Regions from separate parts of the Homo sapiens genome. Here all the other regions are linked to region 3. The links are chromatin contacts, found by Hi-C or POLR2A ChIA-PET in ENCODE. All regions are on one chromosome and are shown on one strand. The core of a region is the stretch at or near the end of the contact, and the rest is flanking DNA. Distances in the headings are between cores, read along the strand shown.

What was found. A loop is a pair of places that touch in the nucleus more often than their neighbours do. ChIA-PET counts read pairs that join two places held with the same protein, here RNA polymerase II (POLR2A). Pooled maps may share reads with other maps.
Region 1: a map with no recorded cell type shows a loop between it and region 3 (4-fold over the local background). The contact joins two enhancer-like sites. A Hi-C loop is called at or near these places in 2 of 37 single-sample maps with no recorded cell type and 4 of 50 pooled maps.
Region 2: a loop to region 3 is called in a map with no recorded cell type, with 8 times the contacts of the local background. The contact joins two enhancer-like sites. A Hi-C loop is called at or near these places in 4 of 37 single-sample maps with no recorded cell type and 3 of 50 pooled maps.
Region 4: a pooled map shows a loop between it and region 3 (8-fold over the local background). The contact joins two enhancer-like sites. A Hi-C loop is called at or near these places in 5 of 50 pooled maps. POLR2A ChIA-PET finds 5 or more read pairs at or near these places in 2 of 52 experiments (MCF 10A and OCI-LY7).
Region 5: a map of OCI-LY7 shows a loop between it and region 3 (5-fold over the local background). The contact joins the promoter of IGF2R here to the enhancer-like site in region 3. A Hi-C loop is called at or near these places in 1 of 168 maps with a recorded cell type or tissue (OCI-LY7), 9 of 37 single-sample maps with no recorded cell type and 5 of 50 pooled maps.

What each region holds. Positions count from the first base shown.
Region 1 is chr6:160,064,075-160,068,433 of GRCh38, reverse strand. It overlaps IGF2R (insulin like growth factor 2 receptor), which reads right to left. Exons shown (of 48, transcript NM_000876.4): 28 at 3,903-4,033; 29 at 3,533-3,630; 30 at 49-185. Among named protein-coding and RNA genes, the nearest start is that of SLC22A1, 56 kb to the left of the region's middle. Within about 2 kb of position 3,078, at least 4 of the 41 ENCODE cell types and tissues checked have a DNase peak (open chromatin) inside an H3K27ac peak, as active enhancers do.
Region 2 is chr6:159,927,951-159,932,195 of GRCh38, reverse strand. No RefSeq gene overlaps it. Among named protein-coding and RNA genes, the nearest start is that of IGF2R, 39 kb to the left of the region's middle. RefSeq lists enhancers at 183-352, 613-692. Within about 2 kb of position 2,220, at least 4 of the 41 ENCODE cell types and tissues checked have a DNase peak (open chromatin) inside an H3K27ac peak, as active enhancers do.
Region 3 is chr6:160,740,643-160,744,894 of GRCh38, reverse strand. PLG (plasminogen) reads right to left here. Exons shown (of 19, transcript NM_000301.5): 17 at 3,478-3,584. Among named protein-coding and RNA genes, the nearest start is that of PLG, 41 kb to the right of the region's middle. RefSeq lists an enhancer at 2,468-2,537. Within about 2 kb of position 2,559, at least 2 of the 41 ENCODE cell types and tissues checked have a DNase peak (open chromatin) inside an H3K27ac peak, as active enhancers do; they include OCI-LY7, where a contact is called at or near this core.
Region 4 is chr6:161,404,064-161,408,694 of GRCh38, reverse strand. The region is part of intron 9 of PRKN (parkin RBR E3 ubiquitin protein ligase); the gene reads left to right. Among named protein-coding and RNA genes, the nearest start is that of AGPAT4, 130 kb to the right of the region's middle. Within about 2 kb of position 1,888, at least 2 of the 41 ENCODE cell types and tissues checked have a DNase peak (open chromatin) inside an H3K27ac peak, as active enhancers do.
Region 5 is chr6:159,966,216-159,970,512 of GRCh38, reverse strand. It overlaps IGF2R (insulin like growth factor 2 receptor), which reads right to left and starts at 1,431. Exons shown (of 48, transcript NM_000876.4): 1 at 1,118-1,431. The coding sequence starts at 1,266. RefSeq lists silencers at 811-940, 961-1,240, 1,251-1,870.

The DNA of each region.
Region 1 (4,359 bases), core at 1,829-4,328, 680 kb after region 3:
GTGATACACTCACTGCAAACACCACCCCACGAGGAGGCCCTCTCTCACCAGTGCCAGCCTGCGGGGCCAGAGACTTGCAGACATTGATGAGGTAGTGCTCCGGGTCCCCCGTCCCAGTGATGGCTTCCCAGTTGTCACTGTACCTTGACAGGGACGAGAGGTCGAAGGAGTTGCCAGCCCCATCTCTGAAAAGAAGAAAACCCGCAGTTAGTTAGGCTTGGTCGTATTCTCTTTAAACATTGGGCACTCTGTCTAGAAACGTTCAAGTATTCAGGCATAGTCTAAGCCTGACAGAACTTTAGACTCGACTTCTCTCTGTCTCTGTCACACACACACACACACACACACACACACACACACACACACACCCCCCATCAGAATCAGCAACAACATAACTTCCCTGAACATAATAGTTCAGGAAACTATTAGGCTCACTTAAAAAAAAATTTAAATTTTAACAGAAAAACTCAAGTCTGCAAAGTGCGTGCCGTCTGTGCTCAGGCCACTGAGAAGTGGAACTTGCTGGTGACAAAGGTAAGCAGCCAAGATGCTAGGAGCACACACAGCAGGGGCCATGCCCGGGGCAGCCGCACGCCACCTGTTGTTTAAAACCAAGGCCGCCAGCAGTTACTGAAATTCTGAAATTAAAATGGGCTTGCTGACCTTTCTGCACAGGCTAAAGGTTCACTAACTACACAAATCCCAAATACAGACAGTAACTGGGAACCAACCCCATGCCAGGAGCAATATTAACAGTGAGTGAGACACACACTCTGCCACCACGGAGCAGGAACGGGAGCAGCTACAGATGCCACCTCAGCGGCAGCTCTTAGCGCTTCAGAGGGGAATAAAAACTGGTCATTCATTCAAAAGCTGTGTGCTAAACTGGGGGTACTGTATTAAACAAAACAGTATTAAACATCATCAATCTTACAAAGTTTACCAAAATTACCTGTGGAAGAAAATGACCGTGAACAAGATAAGACTTTTAAAAATACATACTGTATTTGATGGAAGTAAGAGCTGAAGGAAAAAAGGCAGATAAGGGGGATATGAAGTTCGGGGGGCAGAGGCAGCTGTTGAAATTTTAGACAGTGGAGCCAGAGAAGGCGTGACCGAGAAGGGGACCTGTGAATAGACTCTGAGAGAAATGGAATCACTGACCATCCTGGCACCCAGTAAAGCGCATCCCAGGCAGAGAACAGCATGAGCAAAGGGCCCGAGGCACATAAGCCCGACATGACCCGAGAAAGACAGAAACCCCGTGTGGCTGGAACAGAGTGAAAGTGAGGTTATTAGAGACAACACGGGGGTCATGTCCATCAGAGGAAGAACTTCAGCCTGTAGGTCCCAATGAGATGGGCGCTCACTGCATTGAAGGTTTCAGCAAGAGCGACATGGTGGGACTTATATCTCAAGAGGATCATTCTAATTACTGTGTGGGACTAACCAAACGTGTGACAAGGGACATGGCAAGGAGACCTCGGAGTGGCAGCTGCAGTACTGCACGCACGAGAGGAGGAGTGCCCAAACCAGGGGCAGGTGGCAGGAAGGGAAAGCTGCCTGAAGGTGATGGGACAAGAACAGAGCTTAGTGAATATCACCAAATGCTCTAAAAGTAGTCAACAGAAGAAACAGAAATAGAACTAACAAAGCCAAGGCAGAGGAAAGAGGAGAGGAGAACAGCACAGGTGAGGACAGCTTTCATCTTTTAAAAGAGAGTCAACAGACACCATTAGAAGCTGACAAACAGAGGTTTAGAGTTATAGAAGGTTCCAAAAAGAACCACAAGAAGAAACAGTAAAAAGTGGAGTGAAGCTAGGGGTTGGGGAGGGAGAGGTGAGGGTGGGTAATTTCATCTATTAATATTTTTGGACTCTCAATTACAATAGACATATATTAACTTTTATTATGAGATTATAAAATTCTCCTCTGATTTAATTCTACTTTTAAAAACTTAGCATAAAAATATCTTTAGGAAGGCCGGGCGCAGTGGCTCACACCTATAATCCCAGCACTTTGGGAGGCCAAGGCAGACGGAGGATGACCTGCAGTCAGCAGTTCAAGACCAGCCTGGCCAACATGGTGAAACCCTGTCTCTACTAAAAATACAAAAAATAGGCTGGCTCAGTGGCTCACACTTGTAATCCCAGCACTTTGGGAGGCCAAGGCGGGCGAATCACGAGGTCAAGAGTTCGAGACCAGCCTGGCCAACATAGTGGAACCCCATCTCTACTAAAAATACAAAAAAATTCGCCAGGTGTGGTGGCGGGCGCCTGTAATCCCAGCTACTCGGGAGGCTGAGGCAGGAGAGTCACTTGAACCCGGGAGGCGGAGGTTGCAGTGAGTCGAGATCACGCCACTGCACTCCAGCCTGGGCGACAGTGCAAGACTCTGTCTCATTAAAAAAAAAAAAAAAAACACCACAAAAATTAGCCAGGCATGGTGGTGTCTGTAATCCCAGCTACTAGGGATGCTGAGACAGGAGAATTGCTTGAACCAGGGAGGAGGAGGTTGCAGTGAGACAAGATCACGCCACTGCACTTCAGCCTGGGTGACAGAGCGAGATTCCATCTCAAAAAAAATACATATATATATATATATATATATATATATATACACACACACACACACACACACACACACACACATACACATATCTCTAGGAAAAATGCTTTATGTGCAAAGAAAATCAAAATTTTATTCCTTGTATATAAATATCAGAAAACTGAAGGCAGCCTCACATGGCAGAAAGAGAACTGCTAAGTGAACTGGGGATATCTACTGAGGACATTTCCCATCCAGTAGAAATGAGAAACAAATTTGTTTCACATGAAAATATTTACAAAATGTTAACTGGAAAAGGTAAGGTTACTAAAATTATGATTTAAAGTCACTGAACATAAATTACTAAATGCTTGCATTTACATACGTTCCTAAAACTTAAATGATGATTTCACCTACATAAATAACCGATGACACAACAGGACAAAGGCCGGAAGGAAACAGAATCACCTGCACTTTCCCCCAGGAAAGTCAACAGTGATCAAGTGGCTCATACTGGGTGTTTCACACGGCAGAACACAGGGCATCCCTCCAAAAAACAGAACCGCAGACCCACAAAACCAAAATCTCTAAGGATGGGACCCCAGGTGTCCAGAGGGCGATCTGGCAAAGCTGTTGAGAGCAGCTCTGTGGACGATCACATGCAACGAAGACCTCCCTTCATCGCAGGGGTCACCACACCGCTCCTGGCCCACTCTGCTCACTGACATGTGGATCACGCAAGAGTGCCAGGGGTCCACTCTCTGCTTCAGCTCCAATCCCTTCCCCATGCAGTCACCACAGCAGCTCCAGGTGGTGACGGAGCTGAGAGTTAACCTAGCCCGACTCCTCATTTTAATATGAGCAAACCGAGTCCTAGGTAAATTAACTGACTAATCTAATCCCCTGCACCCAAGACCACTAATTATTAAAGCAAAATCATACCAAGTTAGTCTGTCCAAAAGAGACAACACATCCATGGACTTACTTGAATGAACATTCAGTCAGATCGAAAGGTGGGCAGGCATACTGCGTTCGCCACTCAAACAAGTAGGAACAATCTGAAGTCTCCTTTAGAAATACTGGCTAAAAAAGTTAAGAGGCACATATATAAAAGTGAGAATGCAAAACTTTAGTTTATACTTTGAGTTTTAAGAATGAAAATAGTAAAGAATGGTTACGTTCATGAAAATCAATACTAACTGATGAAAGTTTCAACATATTTTCTGTAAATGGTTATTTTAAACTCAGTTAACCAGGAGATTTGATGAGATCTGAGGACAGATTCTTTCTAATATGATCCCAGCAGCCTGAGGGTGGGGAGAAGACCCCGCTGAGGGCCGTCGGTACATGCTCACCCGCTGGGTGCCGCGGTCACAGTAGAAGAAGATGGCTGTGGAGCGCTGATAAACCTTATGGCAAGTGTCCCCCCCCGTGAAGTTCATTTTTAACAAGCCATTTTCATAAGTTAGCTTCTGAGTCAGGAGACCTGTAAAGAAGGAGAACATTAAACAAGGTTTGGTTCGGGTCCCTAGGCTGTCAAACTTAGCCTAAGACATGTGACACCACACACCCTGAAGAGTGTGAGACAAAGTATCCCTGGCCTCCCAGCACCATACCATGCACTCCTGTCACATTACACTTTGGGAATAAAATCAGGCTTCCCCTTGTCCAAGGCTGCTGCAACGTCACAGACTGACCCGTGTATGATGACATGAGGCATTCCTTAGCCTCATCACCTAAGGGAATGTCACTTTCTCCACTGTGCCTGAGGGCTGTCCACGTACTCACCACCAGCTACTTTGACTTCATTTT
Region 2 (4,245 bases), core at 971-3,470, 810 kb after region 3:
CCTGTGCTGGAACAACTGCAAAGTGGCCTCAGCTGCTGCTACGGAAGGACTTCCAGCTGCGAGGGTGAAGAAGCATGGCTGGAGGAAGATCGTTAAGATGAGAATCACAGGATCACAAGCAGACATGGATCCCATAGGGAGCAAGCAGAAAGGAGTGTGTTCCCTTTCCTCCTCCTCCAGCCTTCTCTCTTGAGCCCCCTGTTAGCAAAACCTAAGAGAGAGCCAGTGGCATAGCAGACATGTTTGCAGAGCCTTAGCTCGAGCATCACACAGCTGAGCATAGACAGCTGCTTATTGAGGGATAACATAATAACTGGCACAGTGGACTTACTTTGCCCCCTGAGCTTGTGCTTATCTTTTCCAGCTTAGTTCATTTATTCACTAAACCTTGAGCTAGATGTCAGGTGCTAGTCTAGATTGGAGGATATGATACTAACAAGATGGGCATAATCCCTGTCCTGGGACTTCAGTCAACCTTGACTTTTTTTTCAGTCTTTCACTTTTCTAATAGATTCCAGCCTCTGGCTCCACCCCTGCTGCTGTGCAACCCACTGTGTTGTTCTTGTCTTTTTATTATATATAAAATATACATAACATAAAGTATACATAACATAAAATGTACCATCTTAACTATTTTTAATGTACCATTCAGTGGCGTTAAGGACATTCACGTTGTTGTAAAACTGTCTTCATCATCCATCTCCAGAACTCTTTTTCATCTTGAAAAAATGAAACTCAGTAATGATTAAACTCTCACTCCCCACTTCCTCCTCCCTCCAGCCTCTGGCAACCAGCATTCTACTTTCTGTCTCTATGCATTTGAGTACTCCAGGGACCTCATATAAGTGGAGGCATACAGCATTTGTCCTGTTATGACTGGCATATTTCACTTTGCATATTGTCCTCAAGGTTCATCCATGTCATAGCGTGTGTCAGAACTTCCTTTCTAAGGCTGAATAATATTCCATTGTATATTTCACATTTTGCTGATCCATTCACTCGTTGACACGTGTTTGGTTTGTTTGCACCTTTTGGCTACTGTGAATAATGCTGTTATGAACATTGATGTATAAGTATGTGTACAAGTCCGTGCTTTCAGCTCTTTTGGGTATATGCCTATGAGTAAAACTGGTTGTTCATATGGTAATTCTATGTTTAACTTTTTGAGAAACCACTCCATGTGTTCACAGCAACCATACCGTTTTACATTCCCACCAGCAACTGGTATCTATGAGGGTTCCGATTTCTCCACATCCATGCCAACATTTGTTATTTTTCTTCTTTAATAACAGCCACAGGTGTGAAGTGGCCCACTGTGGGCTCTGGCATAAATTTAGCCTGAACACATCAAGTTTCTGCACAGTGTCCTTATTGAGACAGTGCCTCAGTTGTCACCCTTGTAGCCTTTTTTCAGCCCAGGCTTTCTCTCCTTTTCCAAACCAGTTTGTTTTTATTGGCTTTTGGAAGTTTCACCAGTTCTCAGAGAGAAGGTTTGTATTCTTTTGATAGAATGAGCTTAATGAAATGTCATAAGATCAGAGATGCAGAAAGAAACCAAGAAAGAGCTTTTTACTTTGATGTGTAGGAGTGTGAACACTGATGGGGCAGGAGCCCTTTCCAGTCTCATCTGGAGGCACAGCAGCAGGGGTGGCCTGGGCCCCAGTAGCAACTGCAGCATTGGCTACCAGTGGGCCAGTTGGGTACCAACCTGAATGTCCAATAACTGGACAAACATACTATGACCATAGAGTGTAATTTCATGCTAGCATTAAATATGCTTCAAAAACATATTTAATGACACAGGAAAGGCATATGACTTAACTTAGGTGCAAAAACCTGAATACAAAGCAGTAATGATGTTCAATATTATAAACATGCCCTTTAAAAGACTAAGAAAAAGTACATCAAAGTGTTAGCACTTATCTATGATATAGGTCACTTTTAAGTCTCTATTTTCCTGTTCCCAGATGATTTATGATAAGCATTTCACATATTTTAATCAGAAAACAAGAAAAACATTTTTAAGCAAACACACCAGTGGCTGTAGTGGGTGCACTAAACTGGCTGCTAGCCAGGGAAAGCACGTGGAACCGCCTGGAACTCTGCCAGGGAAAATCCAGAACGGGGATGGTGGCCGAGAGGATTCAGCTATTTTTATAACTGCTGCCACCGTTACCTGAGCCCTCGCTTCCCTCTCCAGCCTGGTGTGGTGTAGACAAGCAAGGGTGACAAAGAGTTTACAGCAAACATACAACCGCAAGCTCATTGCCACCTCGTAATAGAAAGAACCCCAGAATTAGGGAAAGCACCATTAGCTACTGAGATGTTTACTGATGAAAGACTCTCCTCTTTTTCCTCCATAGCAGTTATATAAATGAGCCAGACGTGGCCTCGTGTGTTGGCCTACAATGTTGTTTAGGCCTTCACAGCAGGCTAGACCACTAGCTCAAAGCCCACTGGCACCAAACTCAAATTCTTCCACATTGATTGCTTTAAATATAGTCCAGAGAAATCTATTTTTGGCAATTTGGAGCCTACCTACTTTACATAGCCCACAAAACTGTGCCCAACATCTGCTAAGCCACAGGTAAGATGAACCTTGTTCCTATGAACTACGCTGTATTAGTCTTTATATTAACATAATGTCATATATGTACATACATGATAGAATGTATATACAGTCATGTGTCACTTAACTACAGGGCTATGTCATTAGGCGATTTTGTCATTATGCAAACATCAGAGTGAAGGGTATTTTAAAAGTTATTTAAGTGGTACACCTGTACAGGGCACTTACCACGAATGAAGCCTGCAGGACTAGAAGTTGCTCTGATGTCAGTGAGTGAGTGGTGAGTGAATGTGAAGGCCTAGGACTGTACCGCACACTATGATAGACTTTATGAGCACTGTACACTTAGGGAACACTACATTTATTTCTTCAATAATAAATTAACCTTACTTTACTGTAACTTATTCACTTAATAAACTTTTTAATTTTTTTGTAACTTTTTGGCTCTCCTGTAATAATATTCAGCTTAAAACACAAACATACTGTACAGCTATACAAAATACTTTCTTTATATCCCTATTCTATAAGCTTTTTTCTATTAAAATTTTTTTTTCACTTTTTATTAAAGACTAAGACACAGACACACACATTAGCCTAGGCCCATGTAGGTTCAGGATCATCCATATCACTGTCTTCCAACTCCACATCTTGTCCCACTGGGAGGTCCTCAGGGGCAATAACATACATGGAGCTGTCGTCTCCTATGGTCACAATGCCTTCTTCTGGATGCCTCCTGAAGGGCCTGCCTGAGGCTGTGTTATAGTTAATTTTTTAATAAATAGGTGCACACTCTAAAATAACAATAAAAAGTATAGTATGGTAAATACATAAACCAGTAACATAGTTGCTTATTATCATTATCAAGTATTGTGTACTCTACATAACTGTATATGCTATACTATTATATGATTGCAGCTCAGTAGGCTTGTACACACAAGCAGCACCACAAACACATGAATCAAGTGTTGCATTACAACATTACAGAAGCAATGATGTCACCAAGCAATAGCGATTTTTCAGCTCCATTATAATCTTAAGAAATCACCATCATATATGAGGTCCATCATTGACCAAAATGTCATTATGCAGTGGATAACTGCACATATTCTAATATATTATATACACAGGTATCTATACATATATACACACACTATATATATTCTGTATGTGTACTCACACAATATATGTTATATAACATATATTTATATATATTTATATATGTTATATATATAATATTTATATATGTTATATATATAATATTTATATATGTTATATATATATAATATTTATATATGTTATATATATAATATTTATATATGTTATATATATAATATTTATATATGTTATATATATAATATTTATATATGTTATATATATAATATTTATATATGTTATATATATAATATTTATATGTTATATATAATATATAATATTTATATGTTATATATAATATATAATATTTATATGTTATATATAATATATAATATTTATATGTTATATATAATATATAATATTTATAAGTTATATATAATATATAATATTTATATATGTTATATATAATATATAATATTTATATATGTTATATAATATATAATATTTATATATGTTATATAATATATATTTATATATGTTACATATAATATATTTTATATATGTTACATATAATATATATTTAT
Region 3 (4,252 bases), core at 1,310-3,809:
GCAGAAATCAGGAAGTTCTTTGAACTAATGAGAATAAAGATACAACATACCAGAATCTCTTGGACAGAGCTAAGGTAGTGTTAAGAGAGAAATTCATAGCACCAAATGCTAGCATCAAGAAGAAAGATCTCAAATTAAGAACCTAACATCACAATGGAAAAAATTAGAGAAACAAGAGCAAATCAACCCCAAAGCTAGCAGATGGCAAGAAATAACCAAAATCAGAGCTGAACTGAAGAAAGTCAAGACATGAAAATTCATTCAAAAGATCAACAAGTCCAGTAGTTGGTTTTTTGAAAACAGTAATAAGATAGGTAGGCTGCTAGCTAGGCTAATGAAGAAAAGGAAGATAAGACCAAAATAAACACAATTAGAAATGACAAAGGGGATGTTAGCACTGATGCCACAAAAATAAAAATAACCATCAGAAACTACTACAAACAGCTCCATGCACACAAACTAGAAAACCTAAAAGAGATGGATAAATTCCTGGACACATACACCCTCCCAAGACTGAACCAGGAAGAAATTGATTCCCTGAACAGAACAATAATGAGCTCCAAAATTGAATCAGTAATAAATAGCCTACTAACCAACAAAAGCCCAGGACCAGATAGATTCACAGCTGAATTCCACCAGATGTACAAAGAAGAGCTATGACCATTCCTACTGAAACCGTTCAAAAAAACTGAGGAGGAGGGTCTCCTCTCCAATTCATTCTATGAGGTCAGCATCATCCTGATACCAAAACCTGGCAGAGACACAAAAACAACAAAAAACTTCAGGCCAATATCCTTGATGAACACTGATGCAAAAATCCTTTACAAAATACTTGCAAACCAAATCCAGCAGCACATAAAAAAGCCAATCCATCGTGATCAAGTAGGCTTTATCCCCAGAATGTAAGCTTGGTTCAACATACATAAATCAATAAATGTGATTCATCACATAAATATAACTAAAGAGAAAACCCACATGATTATCTCAATAGATGCAGAAAAGGATTTTGATAAAATTTACCATCCTTTATATTGAAAACTCTCAATAAACTAGGTACTGAAGGAATATATCTCAAAATAATAAGAGACAGCTATGACAAGTCCACAGCCAACATCATACTAAATGGGCAAAAGCTGGAAGCATTCCCCTTGAAAACTGGCACAAGATAAGGATGCCCTCTTTCACCACTCCTATTCAACATAGTATTGGAAGCCCTGGTCAGAGCAATCAGGCAAGAGAAAGAAATAAAGGGCATCCAGATAGGAAGAGAGGAAATCAAACGATCCCTGTTGGCAGATGACATGACTCTATGTCTAGAAAACCCCATAGTCTCAGCCCAAAAGCTCCTTCAGCTGATAATCAACTCCAGCAAAGTTTCAGGATATAAAATCAATGTACAAAAATCACTAGCATCCCTTTACACCAACAACAGCCAAGCCCAGAGGCAAATCAGGAACACAGTCCCATTCACAAATGCCACAAAAAGAATAAAATATGTAAGAATACAGCTAACCAGAGAGGTAAAGATCTCTACAATAAGAATTACAAAACACTGCTCAAAGAAATCAGAGATGACACAAATGAATGGAAAAACATCCCATGCTCATGGATTGGAAGAATCAATATCATTAAAATGGCCATACTGCCCAAAGTAATTTACAGATTCATTGCTATTCCTATCAAACTGCCAATGATATTCTTCACAGCACTATTAAAAAACTACTTCAAAAATTTATATATAACCAAAAAGGAGCCAGAATAGCCAAGGCAATCCTAAACAAAAAGAACAAAGCTGGAGACATCACATTACCTGGCTTCAAACTATACTTCAGGGCTACAGTAACAAAAACAGCATGGTACTGGTAAAAAAAAAAAAAAAAAAAGACACGTAGACCAGTGGAACAGAATAGAGAGCCCAGAAATAAGGCCACACACCTACAGACATCTGATTTTTAACAAAGCTGACAAAAACAAGCAATGGGAAAATAACTCCCTATTCAATAAATGGTGCTGGGGTAACTGGCTAGCCATATGTAGAAGATGGAAACTGGACCCCTTTCCTTACACCATATACAGAAATCAACTCAAGATGGATTAAAGACTTAAATGTAAAATCCAAAAGTACAAAAATCCTGGAAGACAACCTAGGTAACACCATCCTGGACATAGGAACGGGCAAAAATTTCATGAAGATGCCAAAAGCAATCTCAACAAAGGCAAAAATTGACAAATGGGATCTAATTAAACTTAAGAGCTTCTGGACAGAAAAAGAAACTCTCAAGGGAGTAAAGGGAAAACCTAGAGAACAGGAGAAAATATTTGCAAACTATGCACCTGAAAAAGGTCTAATATCCAGCATCTATGAGGAACTTAAACAAATTTACAAGAAAAAAAAAACCCCATTAAAAAATGGACAGGGGACACTAACACACTTTTCTAAAGAAGACATGCCTGTGGCCAACAAACATATGAAAAAAAGCTCAATATCACTGATCGTTAGAGAAATGCAAATCAAAACCACAATGAAAAATCATCTCACACCAGCCAGAATGGCTTCCTAAAAAGTCAAAAAATAACAGATGCTGGCAAGGTTGCAGAGAAAAGAGAACACTAACAGCTGGTGGGACTGTAAATTAGTTCATCCACTGTAGAAAGCAGTATGGTGATTCTCAAAGAGCTAAAAGCAGAACTAACTTTCAACCCAGCAATCCTACTACTGGCGATATACCTAGAGGAATATAAATCATTCTACCCTAAAGACACATGCACATGAATGTTCATTGCAGCACTATTCACAGTAGCAAAGACATGGAATCACCTATATGACCATCAATGACACATTGGATGAAGAATATGTGGTACATATACACCATGGAATACTGTTTAGCCATAAGAAAGAATGAGGTAATATCTTTTACAGGAACATGAATGGAGCTGGAGGCCGTTATTCTTAGAAAACTAACACAGGAACAGAAAACCAAATACCACATGTTCACAGTTATAAGTGGGAGCTAAGTGATGAGAACTCATGGACACAAAGAAGAGAGCAACAGACACTGGGGCCTACTTGAGGGAGAAGAGTGGGAGGAGGGAGAGGAGCAGGAAATACTAAGAATTGGGTACTAGGGTTAGTACCTAGGTGACAAAATAATCTGCATGACAAACCACTGTTTACATATACAAGAAACTTGCACATGTACCCCTGAACCTAAAATAAAAGTTAAAAATTAATTAATTGAAATAAAAATGTTCTGAAAACAGAGAGAGAGAGAGAGACTCAAAGACACAGTTTTCCTCCCTTTGATCATGTGCCTTGAAGACTGATTAAGACATAGACAGGTGCCCAGGCAAAATCAGGAGTGGGGTGGACCACATTCATGGATAGGAATTTGCACAGCTTTCTCCAAAATGATCATTTTGTCACATGGACTGTAGGTCAAAACCAATTCGTTATGTGGGCAATGGAATTTATCTCACCTTGGGTTTCTCCCCAGCCAGTGATGAAACATTCGGTCCGGTCAGCGACCACATAATTTGGGGATGGCAGACAAGCTGGGATTACTTTGTCAGTGATGACGGCAGGACTGAAAGAAAAGCATCAGCAGTTATGTTTGACTGCTCTGCTCGCAGCTGCAGTACCCACAACCAGTCATCCCTGTCTTGAGGCCCCAGAGCCCTCTGAACTGGCACTGCCTTGCTTCACTGACACAGAGCAACGTAGAACACAGAGTTTCACCCTCACATTTGCCTGTGGTTGTCTATGGACTATGCAGATGTAAGGTTTCATTTGAAAGGCATCAGTTGCATGCAAGATACTGCTGGTGGCCTTCACCTTTGAAAGTAGGGATGACAAAGGCGCACTTCTCATGTATATTCTGTGCACAACTGGAATCTCATGCTGAGTGTGTCCTTTTACATTAATCGAATAGGGCATTGATCAGTGCATGGAATGTCTGACTGAGATGCCACCAAGAGGCTGTAAAATTGCAAATGTGTTGTGTGCCCAGAGCAACTTGCTCCATCCTTGGATCCTCCATTTCCTCCTCAGTGAATGTTACTACGCCATAGTTGTAAGAATCCAGTAAAATACTTGATACCAAATGAAAGAGGATTGGAAATAAGCCTTTTGCTTGAACAAAATGGTATTTGTTTTCAAAGAACATTCATATACTTTAGAGTCCCAGGGACTCTCAAACATTAGAACTCCGGTTTTTAGACCTGATTCTACTTTAGTAAGTTCAAGAGGATAAAG
Region 4 (4,631 bases), core at 639-3,138, 660 kb before region 3:
GCATTCCCACAACTGTTTTCTTCCTGCAGATCCTACTTGCATTCCACACATGTCCACTCCCGGTATCAGCCTCGCCGACCCCCTGACCCATGGCACAGGCTCATCAGCCCTCAATATTGTTAAGTGGAAAAATGAAAGAGTTTTTATTATTACAAAAGTAATACATACTCATTAGACAATGTCAGTAAATTGTACCAAAAAAAAAAAAAAAAGGAAAACCTAGAAAACAAACATAATCCCACGTGGCTGGACATGGGATTTTTGACTCATTGCTGTAGAGCTTTCTAGATACGTTTTACATGTATACGCAAACCCACATGTCCGCAATTTTAACAGAGACGAGTTTATGCTGATGGGCTTTTTTTTTTTTTTTTTTTACCAGTTTTTCACCCTTAATTGTGTGTCACAAACATCTTTGCATTTCTCTAACGCCATGTTTAATGATGACCATTTGTCAGGGTGTGCCATGACTTATGTAAATGTGTATCTTGCGGAATGATGATAATTTTCCCACGGCCGAATTTTTCCTGTGTTCCTGACTTTTCTCTAAAAAGAAAAATTCCTAGAAGAGGAAGTTAGAGAGTCAAAGCATGTGCATGTTTTTAAAGCTTTTGTCAAGCCTGTCCATGTGAAGAGACCACCAAACAGGCTCTGTGTGAGCAATAAAGCTGTTTATTCACTTGGGTGCAAGTGGGCTGAGTCCAAAAAGAGAGTCAGCGAAGGGAGATAGGAGAGGGGCAGCTTTATAGGACTTGGGTAGGCAGTGGAAAGTTACAGTTAAAGGAGGTTATCTATTGTTAGCAGAGGAGGGGATTACAAGGTGCATGGTGGGGAGATCATAAGACTCATTGTCCGAAAGAAGAATGTCACAAGGTCAACTGATCAGTTGGGGCAGGGCCAGAACAAGTCATAATGGTGGAATGTCATAAGGTTGGTCAATCAGTTATGGCAGGAGCTGGCTGTTTCACTTCTTTTGTGGTTTTTCTTTGGCTGCTTCAGACTTCTTGGCTCCTGCAGGCCATCTGGACGTATATGTGCAGGTCACAGGGGTTATAATGGCTGAGCTTCGACTCAGAGGCCTGACAGCTTTGCATCCAACACTTATCCTCAACTCTAAGAAGTACCTTTTTGTGTATTTTAACATTTCTGAAATCAGGATATTGTAAATTGATGTGGATGTTTACAATGGTAGTATGATGGAGCTTTTCTTTCTTTGGTCAAGCCACTATTAAATTGAAGGTGCTTTTTACCATTAATGTCATCTTAGAATGGAGGCATTTCAGTCCTGTTAAATTACCTCCCAGCAAACAATTGTGCCAGTGTGCAGAGCCTCCCACCGAGTGCAGCTGCCCCCTTCCCCAGCCCCTCCCTTTTCAGCTTTGCCAAATGAGAAGCAATATTGTTTCTTATTTATCAAGTCAGTGCGTTTCTATATTTATGACTCACTCATGATTAATTACCATTAACATCTCTCTTAGCAGTTATAATTTTGGTATGACTTTTTGTTTTCCATGTAGATTATGACTCTGTAAAAAATTGTGAAACCATATTTATAAAAATATAAAGACATTTTAATGACAAATATAGCATACTCATTATAGAGGCTTTTATGTAAATATAATTTGGTGATCTTAATTTGAAATAAATCTTAATTAAATTTCTCTGAAGTCCCATTTTGTTAAAAATATCCAACGAGCCTAAACCTTGGCTGGCCTAAGCTCATGATGTTTCCAAGTCAGCAAGAAGCTCTGTCCTTACCCGTAGCAGCAGTGCCGAGACGCTCCTCTTCAGTTCTGTCTGCATTTCCAAGTCCATCAATGATGGTGCAATTGTGTTGACATAATTCATTGCCTGAGAAATGCTTACAGATTTGCAAATTCCAGATTGTGGTAACATGATTGAACATGACTCGGCGTGAATCACTGATTGACAGAAACAAGTTGTATGTACATTTGAAATGCTTGCTCATCACTGAACACAAAGAGAGAAGGATCCATTTTGCCTGCAGAGAATGGAAATGACTGGGGCCAAAGGAGTTTTTGTTGAAAGTCACTGTATTGCCATTAACCCAAAACATATTTCCTTCGGGCTAATACTAAGAAGCCACTTTGTTGTGCTATATAGAGCATTGCACTCAAAATCCTGTGGTTACTGATATTATAAAGCAGAACTTAGGGTACCATTCAAAGAAACAAAATAGGAAGTTCCTATCAAGTTACAGTGATTGAAGCATTTAAAAAGTTTCTATATACTGAGCAGACATCTCGCCCTAAAAGAAGAACTTGAAAGCAACCACCTTACGTTTTTGGTGGATTTGAGAAAAATAGCTAAAATGTGCCCATAGTGGATCAGCACCCTTTTAGATAACATCAAACTAAACTTCATGACTTTGAAAAAAATTGAGAAAAGTAGATGCTAAGTGGGAAGATTTTACTGTAAACCAACACCTCAAATCAAGTGTGTGTATATATATATATGTATATATGTGTATATGTATATATGTGTGTATATATGTATGTATATATATGTGTATATATATGTGTGTATATATGTATATATATGTGTGTGTATATATGTGTATATATATACGTATGTATAAAGGAACAAAACATAAAGCCAGGAGATTGTGAGGGTCATTTCCATCCACAGACCAATCCCCAGCTTCCCTTATCAGGTTCTTTCCCAGTGCTCTTAAGGAGGTGGGTTTACTCCCATGCTGAGCCAGTGTCAGATATATGTTTATTTTAGATCCTTGAAATTAACTTGACATTCCTCTTCAGCAAAGAAAAGCATCATTTTCCAAATTAGTGGGAGCAAAAGTCTACTTTAAAAGAAAAATCTATTTGGACTGCCAAATTGGTAGGAACAGGCATAGACTTGGCAGTTAACCCTTCTGCTGATCCCCTGTTGCCACTTCTCAAATGGCCCAACGGGTACGAGACTTGGAACACGAGCCTGCCTGGCTGTGAGCACTCATGGACCCTCAGTTTCCCTTCCCTTTCTCCTGGAAGCTGGCCCAAAATGCTGATTATGGTGGACCCAAATTTATTTATTTATTTATTTATTTATTTATTTATTTATTTATTTTTAATTTTTATTTTATTTTATTTTTTAGACAGGGTCTTGCTTTGTCACCCAGGCTGGAGTGGGGTGCAATGGCACGATCTTGGGTCACTACAACCTGCACATCTTGGGTTCAAGCAATTCTCCTGCCCCAGCCTCCCAAGTAGCTGGGATTACAGATGTGTGCCACCATGCCTGGCTAATTTGTGCATTTTCGGTAGAGACGGGGTTTCACCATGTTGGCCAGGCTGGTCTCGAACTCCTGACCTCAATTGATCCACCTGCCTCAGCCTCCCAAAGTGCTGAGATTACAGGCATGAGCCACCATGCCCAGTCAGACCCACTTTTAAACAGCAATTTTGAAAAAGAGGGGCATGAACACAGGATGGCAAATGACGACTAATGACTTTTCCCCCAAATCCCATTGTAAATCTTGTCACTGTGTGACCAAGCCTATTTCACCCACTGCCATTTGTTCCTGGCCCATAATAAAGTAAAGGCCTGTGAGATATTTGGAGAGATAAATCAGCATTCAGTTTAAAGAGTCAGAGCTGGAGGAGAAGGTGGGAAGCAATGTTATCATTTAGTCTATCTTCCTGCCTTCAATGAAAATATAAAACATTAAACGTATATCAGACCATCCCAGTAAGAGAAGAATTAGTCCCCCTTTTTATGACTTTACAGAAACATATACTTTTCTGCTGGAACTCCATTCCATTGCAGTATTTACGGCTTCGCATTCTGTTTTTAGAAGTATGTTGCTACCGACTTGAAAGAGGATGTCAGGTTCTCTGTAGCAATAAAGGGGCAGGTGTGGCCATCTGTGCCATTTCAGTGACTTATCTGAATAAGCATTTCAATCCTTAGAAACAGAGCCTTCCCATGGAAAATGCTTGATTTTGACTTGCGTCATTGTGCAGGGAGTGATATACACCATGATAAATTTTCCTGCAGAAAAGTCTTTCTGAACACAGAGCCATAGAAATGAATTCTTACAGATAATGTAAACTTAGAGACACCCTGACACATTTTTGTTCTCTTAATTTTGAATCTTAACTAAATTTTGCAGATGCCATTGGGGTCACTGAGACAAGAAACTGCGTTCAGTGGCTCATGGACACTGATGATATTAGCTCAATTTATAGAGTTGTCTTGTTTGCGTCTTGATGAATCTTGTTTACCCTTCAAGACACAAAGTGTCACTGGGGCTGTGGAATTTGGACAGACTGTCCAGGGAGAGCAATCATCTCCTCCTCTGTGACTGCTCTAACCTCTGTCATCCCGTCTATGCGTTGCCACACAATTTTCTGTCTAGGTGCCTGTGTTCTTCTTTCTTTTCTTCCTAGAATAAACCTTTATTAAGCTCCTACTCAGGGCCAAGTACTTAGATAGCAGCTCTCAGAACACATGGGGTGAGAGAGCTGGGAACTTGAGTCTAGTAGGGATGATGGATAAGGAAATACCCAGTGCAGGGTGGAGGGATTTAGGATCAGGTCAGTACAGAGTGGTGAGAACACACAGGAGAAACAGCAAACCCAGGCCTGGGGTCAGGGAGGTTTGCCCAAAGG
Region 5 (4,297 bases), core at 182-2,681, 770 kb after region 3:
CATGTTCTGAACACAGGGGTGCTAATAAAACTATCTCTGATGCATGGGAAAAATAAGAACCCCCCCCATAAACCCTACCACAAACTCCAAGTTCAGCCCAAAGTAGGCTCAACTTTGTTTCACTCTGAAAAGTAACTTGTAAAAGTAACTTGTAAAAGTAACAGTAACAGGGAGAAACTGTTGTCTGTTCAAAACTTTTCATCCTGCTTCCTTTTTACCAAAGTTTAAAAAAATAAACAAAAGCTGAATTTTCCATCATCCTAAACAGTCCAGAAAAGGATGGTCAGAAAATTCCTGAAATTCGAAGTTCCCCAGGCCCTGGACTGCTAGCAGTTGCGCGAGGTGAACAGCCCTCGATGGGACTGATGGGTTATACAATCATGGTTCCCAGAGCAAGATCCACTAGAATAATCCGCCCCGGAGACAATGACATCATGTGAGCAACCAGGCAGGAAGTTGGGCTCAGAGAAGTGAAGGGTCAAGTCTTGAAAGCTCACACTGGACGACACCCCCTGCCCCCAATCTAAAGAAGACAAAAGTCACCGCCTGCTAAAAATATATATATATATATATTCTTTAAAGAGAAAATGAGCCCACGGGGGGAAATCAATCAGCAAATGAAACCACAAACACTCAACTCCAGGACCATTCCTGCGGGCTCCAACGCCCCGGTGAGCCTCTCCACACCGAGGGGCCTCACCGGTGCCCCGCTGGCGAAACTCTGATGCAAACGCGCAGCGGGAACAAAGCAAACTGGAGTTCCTGCCTCCAACTTTCCCGGACGCCCGGCCGCGCGAGGGCAGGCGCCGACCCCAAGGGCCGGGGCGACCGCTCCGCACAAAGCCACCCCCGACTCAGCGACAGCCACAAGTGGCCGGACGCGGGGCTCCAGGACCGCCACGACCGCGTGTGCCCCCGCGCCCCCCGCCTGCGCACGGGACCCGGCGGGACTCGCGGACACCACGCAGGCAACTTTCCCTCGGGAACGGGGCGGACCCCGGCGCGGAACGGAGGCGACTTGGAGACCCCAGGAGCTCCTCGAGCGCTCCCCGCCCCCCACGCCGGCCGCTCACCCCGGGCACCGCGAGCGGAGCCTGCGTCCGGGCGGGCCACCCACCTGCACAGCTCGGGGAACGGGGCGGCCTGGGCCTGCGTGGACCCCGGGGCAGCGACGAGCAGCAGCAGCTGCAGCAGGAGCAGAGAGCGCTGCGGGCGGCGGGCGGGCGCGGGCCCCAGGTGGGGGCTCCGGCCGGCGGCGGCCCCCATCGCGCCGGGCCCGGACTGCGCGGCGGGCGCGAGGCTAACGGCGCGCGACTGCTGGGGGCCGCGCCCGGGACGGGGTCGCGCCGCCAGGGCAAAGGCGGAGGTGGAGACGGAGCGGGAGCCCGAGGTGAGCGCGGCTCGACTGGGCTCGGCGACAGCGACAGCGGCAGCGGCGGCCCCGGAACCGCGTCACGTGACAGCCGCCCGGCACCGCCCCCCCACCCCCGCCCCCCGCTCACGTGACTCCCTTGTTCAGGTGACCCCCGCCCGCCCCGGCTCCTCCCAGGCCCGGGTCACGTGAGCGCAGCGCGCGGGACAGGAAGCGGCGCGGGCGGGGCGCAGGCTCCAGGTGCCTCCCGGGGCCTGAGCCTCTCGGCGGGCTGGGCGCGGCGGGGGTGCCTAGCCGGGCCTCAGTTTCCCCTCCCACCGCGCCCTGCTGGATCGTGGCGGGTGCTTCCCAGGTTAGAGCAACTGTTCCCAACCTCGATCGACCAGTAGGGGAAAATAGGGAACTTGGATCAAAGTGCCAGGGAGGTAAATGCCTTCGCACAGCCTAGTGGCAGCGGATCCGTGGGGGGTGGGAACACACTTTAACTGCCCGTGGAGTCAAATCATGGGGGTTTACAACCTTGGCCCGTCAGAGCCTCTCAGACCTTCTGTGGGAATGTTATTTCCCAAGCGTGGGCTTCCTACAGCAAGGAAGGCAGCACAAATCCAGCAAGGTGAAAGAGTGGACAAAAGTGTCGCTGTCAAGCAAGTGCCACTCAACAAAGCTTTATTAATTCACTACGTGGATGGCCATGAGCTAGCCACAATGAAAGTAGAACGATGAATCTAAAAGTCTTGAACTAAAAAAATTCACTTTCTTTTAGAGTAAATATACAAAATAATCATGACTGAAAATAGTAATCATCATCATCATAAAAGCTCATCTTTTTTAGTGCTTATTCCATACCAGACACTGCTAAGCATGTAAGCATGAATCTTTAAAAACCTATGAGATGGGAACCTACTTATAGATGAGGAATTGAGGCACAAGGATACTCAGTGACTTACTCAAAGACACTCTGGGATGTGGCAAAGCTGGAATTCAAACACATATAAATAATCATGACCCAATAATAGCTAACATTTCTTGAGCAAGTAATTATGTACGAAGTACTGAAGTGTTCGGACACTGTGATTTAGCTCATTTAATCCTAACAGTCCTGTAAGAGGGGGTGCCTTTATTGCATCCGTTTTGCAGATAAGGAAAGTGAGGAATGGAGAAATTAAATAACTAGTTAGTCTTGCAGCTAGTAAGTGAAAAAGCCCGGGTTTGAGCCCAAGCCAGTCACAGGCCTGTGACATAACCACCGTGCTATTAATATATTGCCCAAGAAAAGAAAGTGTTGTAGTGGGTCAAAGGGAGAGCTCAGGTGTAAACTGTGGACGTCGAAAAAGGGTTTGTGGTGACCGGGCGCGGTGGCTCGCGACTGTAAACCCAGCACTTTGGGAGGCCAAGGCGGGCGGATCACAAGGTCAGGAGATCGAGACCATCCTGGCTAACACAGTGAAATCCCATCTCTACTAAAAATACAAAAAATTAACCGGGCGTGGTGGCACACGCCTGTAGTCCCAGCTACTCGGGAGGCTGAGGCAGGAGAATCGCTTGAACCCAGGAGGCAGAGGTTGCAGTGAGCAGAGATCGTGCCACTGCACTCCAGCCTGGGAAACAGAGCGAGATTCCATCTCAAAAAAAAAAAAAAAGAAAAAGGGTTTGTGTTTTGCAACTCCAGTGTTATAATGGATACAGGCAAAGACCATCAGTAAATACTAAAACCATCTGGTGAAAAATTATTGTGAAGCGGAATATTCTCTTTGTCTCAAAGTATCACCTTCAAAGTATACTTCCTTAAAAAACACAAAATACCTCTTCACAATGGAAAGATCTGGTAGAACCACCTTAATCAAGTAATTAAAACTAGTATCACCAATTTTTAAAAAACTAGCATTTTCTGCTTTCTAAAGTGATGCAATAAAAAATGCTAAAGGGTAATATTTAAAAGATGGTATAATCATGACTCAGATGTAGAATGAACATGTATCAAAGGTATTCCTTAGCTCATTCATTAATGTGAGAACCGGTAACATGTCACAGCTGGTTCAAAGGAAAATCCAAGGAGAATCCAACAAATATTCAAGCAGTTAGGAATGCTGAAATAAGGTTGTCTATAGATGGAAAATTGGTCAGTAACCATAGGTCAAAAAACAGCTGCGTACGCAATAGACACAATTTGCATTTCTAAAGACAAAAATCGTGTATATTACCATCAGTAGTCTACAATTTACAGAGTTGTAAAATACCTCAAAGACAGTGGCAGACACAAGACCCCATAGAATCAGATAACCCAAAAGACTGTACTAAACAGCTAGCATTCCATTACAGTTGACCACTAATATTTTTGGTCCATTTCAAAGTCTTTCACAGTTATTCCCTACCGTACACACTATCACAAGTAGTCTTGCCAAGAAGTTCAACTTAATCTAATTGAGATAAAACAATCAAATTCAAACTGTGAAACATATGACAAGAAAACTGAACTGGACTATTGCAAAATATTAATGCGCTGAAAAAACAACTCTCCTCCAAAAAAAAAAAGAGAAAAAAAGTGGAAGTGCTACTCTAAATCCATGTAGCAAGCAATAACCTGTGGGTCAAATGTGGTAAGGCAGCTGTTTTGTAAATAAAGTTTTGTGGGAATACGGCCACACCCATGTGTTTATGTATTATCTAGGGCTGCTTTTGCCTGCAATGACACAGTTGAGTCGTTGCAACAGAGACTGTATGACCTGAAAATGCTAACATATTTTACCATATGGCCCTCCGCAGAAAAAGCTTGCCAACCTCTGTTCTAGATCAGTGGTTTTCAAAAGTGCGGTCCTTAGACAAGCAACTTTTGTGTCACCTACCAGCTTGTTAGAAATGCCATTTCATGGGTCCTGCCTCAACCTATTGAATGAAAATCTCTGGAGATGGGCACCAGGAGATTGC